5 separate regions of the Homo sapiens genome follow, and regions 1, 3, 4 and 5 are each linked to region 2. A link is a contact called in ENCODE Hi-C or POLR2A ChIA-PET data. All regions are on one chromosome and are shown on one strand. Each heading gives the region's core, a stretch centred on a gene start or an enhancer-like site at or near the end of the contact. The rest is flanking DNA. Distances are from core to core; before and after follow the strand shown.

Evidence for each region. Hi-C counts contacts between places; a loop is a spot of excess contacts on that map. ChIA-PET counts read pairs that join two places held with the same protein, here RNA polymerase II (POLR2A). Pooled maps may share reads with other maps.
Region 1: a pooled map shows a loop between it and region 2 (4-fold over the local background). The contact joins the promoter of GRIPAP1 here to the promoter of HUWE1 in region 2. A Hi-C loop is called at or near these places in 2 of 50 pooled maps. POLR2A ChIA-PET finds 5 or more read pairs at or near these places in 2 of 52 experiments (activated CD4-positive, alpha-beta T cell and activated T-cell).
Region 3: a loop to region 2 is called in a map of natural killer cell, with 9 times the contacts of the local background. The contact joins the enhancer-like site here to the promoter of HUWE1 in region 2. A Hi-C loop is called at or near these places in 2 of 168 maps with a recorded cell type or tissue (heart right ventricle and natural killer cell) and 3 of 50 pooled maps. POLR2A ChIA-PET finds 5 or more read pairs at or near these places in 1 of 52 experiments (activated CD4-positive, alpha-beta T cell).
Region 4: a loop to region 2 is called in a map of B cell, with 14 times the contacts of the local background. The contact joins the promoter of HDAC6 here to the promoter of HUWE1 in region 2. A Hi-C loop is called at or near these places in 2 of 168 maps with a recorded cell type or tissue (B cell and ascending aorta) and 9 of 50 pooled maps.
Region 5: a pooled map shows a loop between it and region 2 (21-fold over the local background). The contact joins the enhancer-like site here to the promoter of HUWE1 in region 2. A Hi-C loop is called at or near these places in 5 of 50 pooled maps. POLR2A ChIA-PET finds 5 or more read pairs at or near these places in 2 of 52 experiments (Caco-2 and activated B cell).

Annotation. Positions count from the first base shown.
Region 1 is chrX:49,000,959-49,003,658 of GRCh38, forward strand. GRIPAP1 (GRIP1 associated protein 1) reads right to left here and starts at 1,306. Exons shown (of 26, transcript NM_020137.5): 1 at 1,230-1,306. The coding sequence starts at 1,271. RefSeq lists an enhancer at 1,315-1,424 and a cis regulatory region at 2,697-2,700.
Region 2 is chrX:53,685,371-53,688,070 of GRCh38, forward strand. HUWE1 (HECT, UBA and WWE domain containing E3 ubiquitin protein ligase 1) reads right to left here and starts at 1,349. Exons shown (of 84, transcript NM_031407.7): 1 at 1,218-1,349; 2 at 900-998. RefSeq lists an enhancer at 693-772 and silencers at 983-1,282, 1,356-1,530.
Region 3 is chrX:48,711,677-48,714,376 of GRCh38, forward strand. No RefSeq gene overlaps it. Among named protein-coding and RNA genes, the nearest start is that of SUV39H1, 16 kb to the left of the region's middle. RefSeq lists an enhancer at 1,402-1,696. Within about 2 kb of position 1,360, at least 4 of the 41 ENCODE cell types and tissues checked have a DNase peak (open chromatin) inside an H3K27ac peak, as active enhancers do; they include natural killer cell, where a contact is called at or near this core.
Region 4 is chrX:48,800,794-48,803,493 of GRCh38, forward strand. It overlaps HDAC6 (histone deacetylase 6), which reads left to right and starts at 1,274. Exons shown (of 29, transcript NM_006044.4): 1 at 1,274-1,349; 2 at 1,870-1,992; 3 at 2,078-2,206; 4 at 2,335-2,423. The coding sequence starts at 1,900. RefSeq lists a cis regulatory region at 1-125 and enhancers at 1-464, 586-855, 702-1,215, 1,846-1,925.
Region 5 is chrX:49,190,374-49,193,073 of GRCh38, forward strand. SYP (synaptophysin) reads right to left here. Exons shown (of 7, transcript NM_003179.3): 6 at 1,060-1,390. The coding sequence ends at 1,064. Among named protein-coding and RNA genes, the nearest start is that of PRICKLE3, 5.4 kb to the left of the region's middle. RefSeq lists an enhancer at 790-859. Within about 2 kb of position 1,323, at least 25 of the 41 ENCODE cell types and tissues checked have a DNase peak (open chromatin) inside an H3K27ac peak, as active enhancers do.

The DNA.
Region 1 (2,700 bases), core at 56-2,555, 4.7 Mb before region 2:
ACTGGTCCAAGTGGAATATCCTTTGTACCCCCCGAGACTTGCCCCCCAACAAAGCCCAGTAGTTCTCCCTCATTCATGGCCCAGTGGGATCAATGTTCCTCATTCAAGGGTATTCCCACTCCCCTCAAGATCTCCCCAGTCATGATCCATTGGGAATGGCCCTACACCCTTCAGGGTAGGCCTCTACAAGGCCTTGGGTAGGCCAGTTGGATGACTCTTACTCACTTAGAATCCCTTTCAGATGACAGTGGTCTTCCCCATTCATGGGTTAATCAACTCGCCCTTCCATTCTCAGTGTCCCTCACACAGGGACAGCTGGTTTCCCTCATTCAAGGACCAATTGGATTACCTGTCCTCCCTCAGAGTTCCTCCCCTCCCCATGCAGGACCCTGTTCAGACCCCCCCCCCAGTGAGGAACCCTCTCAACAAGGGCCCATTCATAGTGCAATGCTATGGCCTTTCATTGCATCTCAGAGTCCCCCCAAAAGAATCAAGTGGGGGTACCTCCCCAAAGCCCAGTGATCTTCCCTCCTTGTAGTCCAAGGTATCAATCTTTTACCCCTCTGGTCCTCCCCCCAGTTAATGGGATTAATGGTATTACCCATTCATGGCCTTCTTCACCCCAGGCCTAATGGGATCACCCTTAATCATCCAATGGTGCCGCCCCCTCTTAGGATGCACTACCAACCACCAATGGCACAGGATCTCCACCTCCCAGGAACAATGACAACATCTGGGGTCTTTCCCCAATCCCCGGGCACAGTGGTATCTCCCCCAAAACTTACCACCTCCCACCCGCTAATGGTTCTGCCCTCTCAAGGGCTCCCACCACCATGACGCAAACGACCCAACACCCGCTTCCTTCCTCTCCAGACAAAATGGTTTCGCCTTCTCAGGATCTCCTTCCCTCAAAGCCCATTATCATCACCCGCCGACGGTGTCCCCTGCACGGGCCCAAAAGTCTCGTCCCCTCCAGGTCTGAGTAAGGTACCGCCTACTTAATGGCGCTCTCCCAGCCCACAATGCTAACAGAGTCCAACCTTCAAAGCCGCAGAGTATCTCGGAATCCAATAGTCTCACCACTCCGAGCCTCAGTTTCCCTTCTCCAGACCCACCCCATAAACTCAGGGTCCATCCCAACCAACCCCTTCTCAGAGCTGATAGCACGACCTCTCGCTACCCCGCCCCCGGTCGCCTAGCCGGGTGGTCTTTCCCACCGCGAGCGGCACCTGCATCCGCTGAAACTCCTCCTCAGACAGAGCTTGCGCCATGTTCCTCCCCCCACCCCCCCGCCAGCTTTCTGCGCAGACGCAGCTCGCGCCTCCTGGCAGTATTAAGGTCGGACCAAACCACTGGCCAGGAATGGAGGGGGTAGAACCTAATTCCGAAGGGCAGCATTTTGGAGACGCAGAGAAGAGAACGAAACCGACGAGTCAGGTGAACTGTAATACAACGTTCTACCCGAATGTAAGTCATCTGATTGGCTTTTGGACTCTTCTAGGCCACCCATTGTGATACGACATTATTACATCCCCGTTTCATGGGTGGACTCGTCGCTAGGGAAGTCTTTGCCGACAGAAAATCACCCTTCCGCGGTATTCCTTTAATGAGAATGGGTAACTTAATAACCATAGAAATGAAAGCGGAAGCTTCGCTCTGGTCTTGTTCCCGCCCCTCCTCCGGGAGACCCCAAAGGGGAATCCCACCTCTTGTAAAGCCTTTGGCCTTTTTTTTTTTTTTTTTTTTTAAGGTTTGACACTTATTTTGTTATCATGATACTGCATGTCACGTTAGGTAAAGGACTTAGCCACCAATAAAAATAGCAGAGTGGAAAGAGTGACAGTGAATCAAACGAAAAAGCTACATTAAAACAAAACAAAAACAAAAAACAAACCAGGGTGGTGAAACACCAGGCTCATTCAAGTATTAGAATTCACTATAACCCTCACCGATCTGAGAGTAAGAAATGGTATCTCAGTGTAGTTTTTTTCTTATTTTCTTTTTTCTTTCTGTTTTTGTTGTTGTTGTTGTTGTTGTTTTTCTTTTTTGAGACGGAGTTTCACTTTTGTTGCCCAGGCTGGAGTGCAGTGGCACGATATCCGATCACAGCAACCTCCGCTTGGCGAGTTCAAGCGATTCTCCTGCCTCAGCCTCCCGAGTAGCTGGGATTACAGGCGCCCGCCACCTCGTCCGGGTAATTTTTTTTTTTTTTTTTAGTAGAGACGGGGTTTCTCCATATTGGTCAGGCCGGTCTCGAACTCCCGACCTCAGGTAGTCCGCCCGCCTCGGCCTCCCAGAGTGCTGGGATTAAGGCGTGAGCCACCGCGCCCAGCCTTCTTATTTTCGTAGAATTTAATGATTTCCCTGCTGTGGAAAAATATTTCCAGCAGGGCCGGGCGCGGTGGCTCACGCCTGTAATCCCAGCACTTTGGGAGGCCAAGGAGGGCTGTTCACTTGCGGTCAGGAGTTCGAGACTAACCTGGCCAACATGGTGAAACCCCATCTCTACTAAAAACACAAAAATTGGCCGGGTGTGGTGGTGGGCGCCTGTAATCCCAGCTACTCGGAAGGCTGAGGCACGAGAATCGCTTGAACCCGCCAGGCAGAGGTTGCGGTGAGCCGAGATCGCACCACTACACTCCAGCCTGGGGGATAGAGCGAGACTCTGTCTCCAAGAAAAGAAAGAAAAAGAAAAGTATT
Region 2 (2,700 bases), core at 99-2,598:
ATTCCTTCTCTTTTCATGCAGATGTTCTTTTATGGTATTCGTCAATAAAGTTTTATAGTTTACTTCTAGGTATTTTTATTCGTTTCTCTTGCTATTGCGAACAGGTTTTTTATTATTAAAATTTCAAAATGCTTATTGCTTATAGATAGGAAAACTGCCTATATAAACTATTGATATTTGCCTATTTACAAACAAAAATATGATCAATTTCGCCAGTAATCAGGGAAATGCAAATGAAAACAATGACATACGATTTTTTTGCCCTTTAAATTGGCTAAAATTACAAAGATTGATAATACGTGTTGGCATAACTGTGGAAAAATAGGCACTCTCGCACAACATTAAAGAGTGTAAATTAGTACAGGCTTTTGGGAAGGCAATTTGGACAAATCTATCAAAATTCAAAATGCATATACACCCTGACCCAGCGGTTACTCTTCTAAGAATTTCTCCTACAGAAATACTCATACATGGCATGATACATATACACAAACCCATTCATTATGGCATTGCTTGTAATAGTCCCCTCCCTCCCCCAACAGAGAAACAAGCTAATGTATATCAATCGGGAAATGGTTAAATAAACTGTAGTACAATCATACAATGCAGCTGTTTAAAACCCAACATAAATTTGGATTCCCGGATATAAGAAGATCTACAAGACATATTCTCAGATTTTTAAACAAGCAGTTAGTCGAAATGAATGTGTGTGTGTGTGTAGTACCATTTAGATATCAAAACATATATATGCAACGCCTAGTAGTTACCCGCGAAGCCTGCCTGCCCGCCCCTCACCTTCCCTCTCCTCTGAGGCCGCCTTCCTCGAACCAGTGAGAAACGCTGAAGGCCCGGCCTCTACTCTCTCTTTAGGGCCACTTGGCCATGGCTAATGCCGGTACCTCGCATCCCCTCTGTCAGCCGCTCTCTCGCCGCGCCGCCGGCAGCTGCCGGGCTGCCCCCGAAGATGCGGCTAGCTCTCCGCTGGCGCCTGCCGAGGCCTGGGGGAGGGGAGAGGAGGCGGGGTTCAGGGAGGGTTGGGGCAGGCCGCCCTGCCCCTCCAGCAGCCTTTCCCGCAGGCTCCCCAAGGCCGCCACCTCCGCGCCTCCGCGCAGGGTCCCGTGGGAACTCCCCCCCCAACCTCGCCACTGCCACCCGCGAGAAACCGAGAACGGCCGCGCGTACAGAGCTCGCCCTCCAGCCCAGGGATAGACGCTCACCTCGGCCGCAATGGCTCCGCGGGGCCCGCAGGAGCGTGCGGGGTCCGCGGCCCTGCTTCAGCCCTGCTTCAGCCCTGCTCCAGCCCTGCTCCAGCCCTGCTCCAGCCCTGCTCCCCTCGCTAGCCCTCAGTCGAAAGCCTCCTCGCTTCGGCTCAGCTCAAACTCGATTTGGGGCTCCACCCACCGCAAGCGAAGCCCCGCCCCTGCCCCTCGGGAGGGAGCTCCCTCCGCGGTGAAGTCGGGTCCCTTGCAGGGGACCGCGCCTGAGCTACCCAAGGCCCAGTAAATGCAACCATAGAGGATGATAGGGTCGCTAAGAATTGGGATTTGATTCGAGGCACGGTGGAAGCCGCGGAAGGGAACATGATTTGATCTGATTTACCTTTAAAAATTAACGACCTCGCCAGATGCCTTGTGAAGAATGGGGAGTGTGGGGCAAGAGGGCAAGGCTGGACCCAGAGCGGAGGGTGGGAGACGACGTGGGAAGCCGACCACCCAGAGTTCACGCGAGCAAACCCTTAAAACACTTCAGGCACATAGTAAGCCCTCAATAAACATTCTTTTTTCCTCCTTTAATTATTTGGAACGGCAGTGCGATTGACAAGGATCCTGTAGAGGATCTGCATCTGTAAATACATGGGAATAAAAAGGACCTGGTGGGAGATCACCTGTTAACCCTACTTAATTATTGTGGGCTGCGGACGACATTGGAGGGGCGAAGAACTTTGACTTGGAACTCTAGCTACTTCGATAAGGTTTCAATTTTTAATAAAAAGTATGTATTAATTTAGTATTTAAAGACAAAAGCACTATTAAAAGAACTCCTGAGACATCGAGGAAATAAAAACTGTGATTATACCCTCCACTTCTCTAATTCCAGCCCTCCAGAGCAGTGGTTCATCCCTCGAATTGAGAATCTAATGAATGGGTCCCCCACCCCAATATATACTTACACATAAAATTTTGTATATGATCTCAGGAGATGTACAGGGCCCCTTCGAGATACACTGTTTCATTGAATATTTTTACAATTTTTTTTTTTTGAGACAAAGCATCACTCTGTCACCCAGGGTGAAGTGCAGTGGCACGGTCACGACTCACTGCAGCCTCGACCTCCTGGGCTCAAGGATCCTCCTGCCTGCCTACAGTCTCCCAAGTAGCTGGGCCTCCAGGTATGCGCCACCACGCCTGGATAACTTTTTATTTTTTGTAGAGGCGGGGTCTCACTATGTTGCCAGGCTGGTCTCAAACTCTTAGGCTCAAGCAGTTCACCCGCCTCGGCCTCCCAAAGCGCTGGGATTACAGGCGAAAGACCCGGCCCATCTGTAACATTTAGTGGCAACATGAAGCTATACTTTCTTTAGCATGTAATTAACTTCGGTTGTTCTTTTTTCATTTTAAAATTGGTTTCCTAATTACACATGATTATTGTAAAACACGGATAAATTTAAAGTTCCCCTTACATTCATATACACAAATAGAA
Region 3 (2,700 bases), core at 110-2,609, 5.0 Mb before region 2:
ACACAGGCCCGAAAACTACTCAGAGGCTCACACCCTGGACACAGATTCCTGTTCAGAGATGTCATATACTGGACATAGAGTTCCCCAAAATAGCTCACAGCCTTTATACACCGAGACAGATCCCCAAACAGCTCAGAGGCCCCACAGACCTGAAAGTGTGGACATAAACCCTCTATAGAGCTTAAAGACTTCACACCCTATGACAAAAACCCTGAGGAACTGAGATCACACCCCCTGGACACGGACCCCAAACAGCTTAGAAACCTCATATCCTAGGCTCAGACCCCCAAACAGTTCGGAGTCTTCCCACTCTAAACGCAGACCTCTAAATGCTTAAGGAATATCACATCCTGGACTCAGTCCTCAAAACCATTCATGGAACTTGCCCTTTGTCCTTATCCGGAAAGATTTCAGATGGCTGATAGTCATGGACACAGATCACCAAACAGCTTTGAAACCTTTGTGCAAAGTTGGCCACAAACAGTAGAGACACTTCATAACTGGAACACAGACCCAAAACGGCTTAGGACCTCACATTGTGGACACAGGCTCCCAAATGACTCAGAGAACTTCTAACCTGGGAGACAGACATGAAAACAGTTCAGAGATATCACATCCTGGCTAAGTATGCCCGCACAGCTCAAGCACCTCATATTATGGGACACAAACCCTCAAAGAGTTAACCTCACAACCTGAAAAGTAAACCCACAAACATGCCAAAGACCTCACACAGCAGACAGACAATGCAAAAATGCTCAGAGTTGACAAACTTTACACCCTAGGATACAGACCCCTTAACAGCCGAGTGACCCAGTGACATACAACCCGGGCATAGACCCCCAAATACTAGAGAGACGTCAGAAACTGATAACAGAACCCCAAACTGCTCAGAGACCCCAAACCCTAGAACCAGACCCCTAATAAGTCACAGACCTCATACCCTGGGACTGAGACTCCCTCAACAGGAACTGTCTCACTCTTGGAAACATAACAGTTGAGGGACCTCAACACCAAGGAATACAGAGATCAGAGATCTGACACTTTGGGACACAGAGGGTGAAGCACTCCAGAGGCTTGAAACAGTAAAAAGACATTATTAGTACAAAGACATCAGACTCTGGAAACAGATCCTGAAACTGCTCAGGAAAATCAACCCTAGGACAAAACCCACGGCATCACAGATAACTCATTTGTTGGGACATTGGCTCAAAACAGTTTGGCGGTGATACTCAAATACATCAGAGTTCTCATACAAGGGTACAAACACCTCACACCTGAAAAGAGAGACTGCTAAATAGTTCAGAGACATCATACTCTGCACAGGAACCACCAGAGAGTTAAGAAATTTCACACCTATAGACCTTCAAACAACTCAGAAAACTCACTCACTGGCGCACACACACCCATTACAAGCTCAGAGACCTTAACCCTGGAACAAACCCCTAATGAGTCAGATATATCAAACCCCGGGACTGAGCCCTCTGAAAAGGAACAGAGACTTCACGCCTGAAAATATATCCCAAACAGGTCAAGGGACTTTGAAACCAAAAGAGCTCAGGGACCACGTATCCTAGGACACCAGTGGACAAACAGCTCAGAGACCTCACAAGGTAAACACAGTCCGCAAAACAGCCCAGTGAACTCACCCCCCTGGAATGTAGACCAGAAAAAGCGCAGAACCCTCGCATTCAGGATTCAGAATCCTTCTGAGACTTAGGGTATAGACCCCAAAATATATTTCAGAGAATTAATATGCTGGATGCAGAGTATCAACTAATTCAGAGGCCTCAAATTGTGGGACGTACACACCCAAAGAGATCAGAGAACTCACATCCTGGACATACACCAACAAACAGACCAGGGACCTCAACCCTGTGACATGTGCGCGCGCGCGCGCACACACACACACACACACACACACAGCTCAGAAAATCCAAATTCTAGGAAACACACACCCAAAAAGAACGGGGACCTCACATCCTGTGACATACTCACAGAAAGATCAAAAACCACACAAGCTGAGATATACACCCACAAATATTTCAGAGAACTAACATCTGGGGCCTTATACCCACAAACAGATCACAGAACTCAGTCCCTGAGACATATACACATAAAAATACCAGACACTTCACATGCCAGGACATATACCCATGAATAGATCAGAGCACTCACACCTTGGGAAATAAACCAAAGACTACATCAGGGACCTCACATATTACTTGAGGCACACACTCACAAAGAGACCAGAGACTCAATTCCTGGGACATAAACCCAAACACCTCAGAGATCTCGCATGCTGGGACAAAGAAAGAAAGACAGGTCAGAACCTCACAACCTGGGACACAGAGCCACAAACAGATCAGAGATTACACACTGTTGACAAACATACAGGAACAGATCAGAACCCTCACATCCTGAGACATACAACCACAAGGAGATCAGAGAGCTCACATCTTGACATACACCCATAACCAAACTAGACTTGACATTCTGGTACGCTGACCCTCAAAGAGATCAGAGAATTCATACCCTTGGACTTACACCCACAAATAAGTAATAGACCTTGCAGGCTAGAAATACACATAGAGCCTGTCATCCTGGAACATAAACCCAAAAAGAGGCCAGAGAATTTACGTCTTGGGACACACACCCACAGTCACAATAGAGACTTCACATCCTAAAATATAAACCCACAAA
Region 4 (2,700 bases), core at 24-2,523, 4.9 Mb before region 2:
GGCCTCCTGCAGAGCTGACATTTAGACATGGAGTGGGAGTTGCGGGGGAGAGGGGGTGCCTAGGGACAGCTCCCCAGACGCACACACACTTTCTATTACTGCTTGGGAGCAGTGGTTACCCGTTGGAGGGGGCAGATAGGGAGAGCTGCTGCCCATGAGAACTCCCATCCTCAAGGCCATTCTGGCCCTGGGCACTATTATTATCACAACTTTCCAGATGAGGAAACGGAGCACAGAACTGTTCAGCAACTTGCCCAAAGTCACATGGTTAAGTCCCGTAACCTCAGTTTCCTTATCTGCAAAGCAGCCTTAATAATGGGAACTACCTCATAGAATTGTGGTTTACAACGATGCCTGTCACATAATACTTGCTATCATTACCATTCCCTGCCCCCACTAAGACTCCTTCCACTCAGAATATTGCGGCAGAATATTAATAGCTAATATTCGGCCAGTGTTTCCTGTGTACCACCATAGTGAATATTAACTCGGAAAATCCTCACATTTAGCATCGTCACCACGCCTATTTTGGCCGCCACCACCAACGTCCAGTGGCAACCTCGCTCTCGGCCCAGCCACAACCAGCCCGCCCGCGCTACGTCATCACGGCGCGTCGCGCGGGAAGTCGCGGGGAAAAGGTAAGATGCCCCTTCCTAATTCCCTCGCTTCCTTGCTTGCTCTCCAGACACCGCCGACCCGAAGGGCTCCTAAGTGACTGGACAGGGACGGAGGGGCGGCGGCTATGGCATCCGGGACGACAGCGACGATAGCCGAGGCAAGAAAAAGCTTGCACCGCAGCCCTGTCGGGAACCGCCGGCGCCTGCCTTTTACGTAGGCGCAGCACAGCTGGCGTAGCACGCCGACGCACCGCCCCGTCGCCTGTGAGCTCGCGGTGTGGCTCAGCCCAGCTGGCGTAGCACGCCGACGCACCGCCCCGCCGCTTGTGAGCTCGCGAGAGGTGTGGCTCGCGCGAGGGGCGCGGCCTTGAGGCACGGTCCCCTCTGGAGGCGGGATCTGGGCGGGCAGTCGAGAGACGAGGCCCAATGGAAAAGAAAAGCCTGAGCGCTCGCGTCCCCACAGGTCGCCAGAAACTTGGTGGAGCGAGCCAAGGGCGGAGTTTGAGAAAGGGGCTGCGTCCAATGAGTGGAGCGGTGAGTACAGCGCGTCGACGGCGGAGGCGGGAAGGGGGCGGAGGCCGACCGAAGGCGGCTAGGGACTGGCTGAAGAGGGTTAGCGAAACGTTAGCGGTCGGGTCTGGGCAGGGGGTGGAGCTGGTTGAAGGAACGGGGCAGTCCCCTGAGGAGCGGGGCTGGTTGAAACGCTAGGGGCGGGATCTGGCGGAGTGGAAGGTACCGGTCCGGCCCGATAAGGGGTGGAGTTAAGTGAATCGTTAAGGGTGGAGTCGAAACCGGGGTCGGGGCCGGGGCCGGCTGAGTGAAAGGGTGGGTGATTATCCCGGGAGATAGGCCGAAAGGGCAGGTTCGTGAAGGAATGGGGTCTGGGCTGGGCTTAGAGGGTCTGGGAATGGGGCTTAGGAGAGTAGAAGGGGCGGTGATTGGTTGGAAAGGGCAGGCCCTAAGACGGACTGTGTGAGCCCGGGGGCTCATTGCTCCGTGAAAGGGCAAGACCAGGGAAAGAGAATCGTGTAAAAGGGGTGGAGTCTAGCGGGCCGGGCGGGGCCGGGTAGAATGGCCACCTGAGTGGAGGGAGAAGGCCTGAGAGAGGCGGAGTTTGGAAGGCTGTGGAGAATCAGATCGCGTAAGGAATGGAATCTAATAGAGGGGGCGGAGCCTGGAAAAGGGCAGAGAGGTGGGGTCCTCAGGGCACACTAGCCCCCTCACATACCCACGCTCCTCCCCCCACCCCCAGAACCGCGGCAGGGGCCAAGCCTCCTCAACTATGACCTCAACCGGCCAGGATTCCACCACAACCAGGCAGCGAAGAAGTAGGCAGAACCCCCAGTCGCCCCCTCAGGACTCCAGTGTCACTTCGGTGAGGCCCTAGACCCGCCCTGATGAGGGGGAGAGGGAGCAAGTTGGTCATGCCCTGGACTCTGACCCTTCTCTCTGATTCACAGAAGCGAAATATTAAAAAGGGAGCCGTTCCCCGCTCTATCCCCAATCTAGCGGAGGTAAAGAAGAAAGGCAAAATGAAGAAGCTCGGCCAAGCAATGGAAGAAGACCTAATCGTGGGACTGCAAGGGATGGTGAGCAGGGCCTGGCTGCAGTTTAGCCTCGTATGACAATCAAAACCCAAAGGTTCCCCACCCTGGACAGTTCCCTCTGACTCAGGGCCTAAAATGGATCTGTGTCTCCTTTTTTTTTTCCTCTGCAGGATCTGAACCTTGAGGCTGAAGCACTGGCTGGCACTGGCTTGGTGTTGGATGAGCAGTTAAATGAATTCCATTGCCTCTGGGATGACAGGTGAGGCTGGGTCCTCCAGGCTGTCTCCAAACCACAAAAATACACACACTTAGAGCCCATTAGCAAGAATAAATCTTTTCTTACCCCAGCCTGGATACTGGAAGCAGATGATTTGGGGAGGTAGGGCTCACACTTGAAAGGGTTCTTTTATGTAGCTAACAAACATTTATTGAGTGCCTATTGTGTGCCAAGAGTTGGTGATACAAATGTACCAAACAACAGACAGGGGTCCTTCTCTAGGAGCGGATTGATGAGTAGGAGGGCAGATCATTAAACA
Region 5 (2,700 bases), core at 73-2,572, 4.5 Mb before region 2:
TTCACCGTGTTGGCCAGGCTAGTCTCGAACTCCTGACCTCAGGTGATCTGCCCACCTTGGTCTCCCAAAGTGCTGGGATTACAGGCATGAGCCACCTCACCTGGCCTCTTTTCTTTCTTTCTTTTTTTCTTCCTTTCTTTCTTTCCATTTTTTTTTTTTTTTTGAGACAAGGTCTCGCTCTGTTGCCCAGGCTGGAGTGCAGTGGCAGGATCATAGCTCACGGCAGCCTCAACCTCCTGGGCTTAAGTGATCCTCCCACTTCAGCCTCCTGAGTAGATGGGTCCACAGATGCATGCCACCACGCCCGGCTAATTTTTGTATTTTTTGTAGAGGTGGGATTTCATCATGTTGCCCAGGCTGGTCTCGAACTCTTGGGCTCAAGCGGCCCGCCCGCCTCGGTCTCCCAAAGTGCTGAGATTACAGGCATGAGCCACCAAGCCCCGACCCTCACTTCTCTTTTAAGGCCCAGCAAGAAGGCCGGCAAACCTTTCCAGGACCCCACCCTATCCCTCTTCCTCCTTTGAAATTCCACACTACTTCCCTCCCCTCCAGCGTTGGGGAGAGGCGGCAGATCTATCCCCTCCTCCCGGATTGGTGAGCTCGTCTGACCTTCAAGATCCACGCCCATTTACCCTCACCATCTATTGGCCTTATCACCTATTGGCTTATCAGTCACTTCTAAGACCCACCTCCTCGTCGCTTCCGTGGCTCTTGCGCTCCGCTGATTCGCCACTGCGCAAGTCCCCCGATATTCCCTCCCTTTATTGGTTGCTCTGCTTCTCTCCCCCCGCCTTTCCGCCGAGTTGCCCTTCTACCTCCCTCCCATTGGCTCTTCATTCTGTCCATCTTGAAGCACCATTCTTCTTTTCTCCATTCATTAGCTAGTTTTTCAGCTCTTAGCAGGTAGTTCTGCCTCTTGATTGGCTCCTTCAAACTTCAGTCCTTACTTGCCCCAGTAAACGCCTTACGTACTCTCTACCCCTGACTCTTATTGGTTCACTGACCCGCTCGTCTCCTTCCTTGTACCCTCCTTGGCCGCACCGCTCGCCGGTCACTCACCAGACTACATCTGATTGGAGAAGGAGGTGGGTGCACCCTGCGGGCCGTAGCCTTGCTGCCCATAGTCGCCCTGAGGCCCGTAGCCACTGCCACCGCTGCCGGCTGGTTGACCATAGTCAGGCTGGTAGCCGCCCTGAGGCCCGTAGGAATCCTGGGGCCCGTACCCGCCGGGGCCCTGCCCGTAGCCTGCATCGCCGTAGGCGTCCCCGGGTGCCGGTTGTTTCTCGGGGGCGCCGGGAGGCGCGCGCAGGAACGGGGCGGCCCAGCCTGTCTCCTTAAACACGAACCACAGGTTGCCGACCCAGAGCACCAGGTTCAGGAAGCCGAACACCTGCAGGGAGACAAGGCTCGGCTGTGGTACCCCGCCCATTGCCTTGGCGGCCCTGCGTGCAGGAATGAGCATGCGGGGAATGAATCCGTAGGCTCCGCAAGGTGGGGGTTTCTGAAACCCAGACTCTCTGAGTCCCAGTGCGAGAACGTCGATGTGCAGAAAAATCACCTCTGGCGGGGTGGGCGTGTTAGAAGAATTTGGAGCCCTGGGGATGCTGCGATCTATCAGTATTACATATACAATTATTTACATATTTGCACATATACACATTATATACACATTTATGCATGTTTAAAATGTAAATTTGTAATATATTCATAGTAAAATGTAAGGATACAAACTTATTAAATATAGCTATACCACTAACATGCATCTAAATAAATGTAGATAAAATATATGTATAAGTGCACATGTATAAGATATATGAAACTTGCATAATTTTTTTTTTGAGATGGAGTTTCGCTCTTGTTGCCCAGGCGGGAGTGCAATGGCACGATCTCGGCTCACCACAACCTTCGCCTCCCGGGTTCAAGCAATTCTCCTGCCTCAGCCTCCCGAGTAGCTGGGATTACAGGCATGCACCACCACACCAGCTAATTTTGTATTTTTAGTAGAGATGGGGTTTCTCCATGTTGGTCAGGCTGGTCTTGAACTCCCGACCTCAGGTGATCTGCCCGCCTCGGCCTCCCATAGTGCTGGGATTACTGGCGTGAGCTACCGCACCCGGCCACATAAAGTAATTTTAAGACATAAAACACTTTCTGTACCTTTCCTTATATGCCAAGCCCTCTTCTAAGAGCTTTACATGTTATAAGCTCACTTAAAATTCAGTTTTGGGCAGGAAATACTATCTCCATTTTACAGTTGAGGAAACTGAGGCCCTAGAGGCTAAGTTACCTGAAGTCTCACATCCAGCAAGTGACAGGAAAGAAAAGTTGTAATCTTAGCATCTGTAACCCTTGTATACGACTTACCTTGTGCCAGGCCCTTTTCTGAGCACTCCGTATTCTTAGTTCAATAAATACTCAACTTTGGAGCAGGACCTATTATTAGTCTTCGATTATGCATGCTCAACTGAACCTTGAGAGGCTGTGACTAGTTTCAGGTCAGGGAGCTTGCAAGAGGTAGAGCTGGGATTTGAGCGCAGACAGTCTGACTCCAGCCAGTAGGGGGCATCCAAGTGGGGAAACATTTCAAGTTTTTCCTTCATTTTGCACATGAGGAAACTGAGGTCCCAAGAGGGTGCTGAGTTGCTTATTTTACATGTCTAGGCTGGGTCTGGGATCCAGGTCTCCCAAACCTGTCATGTT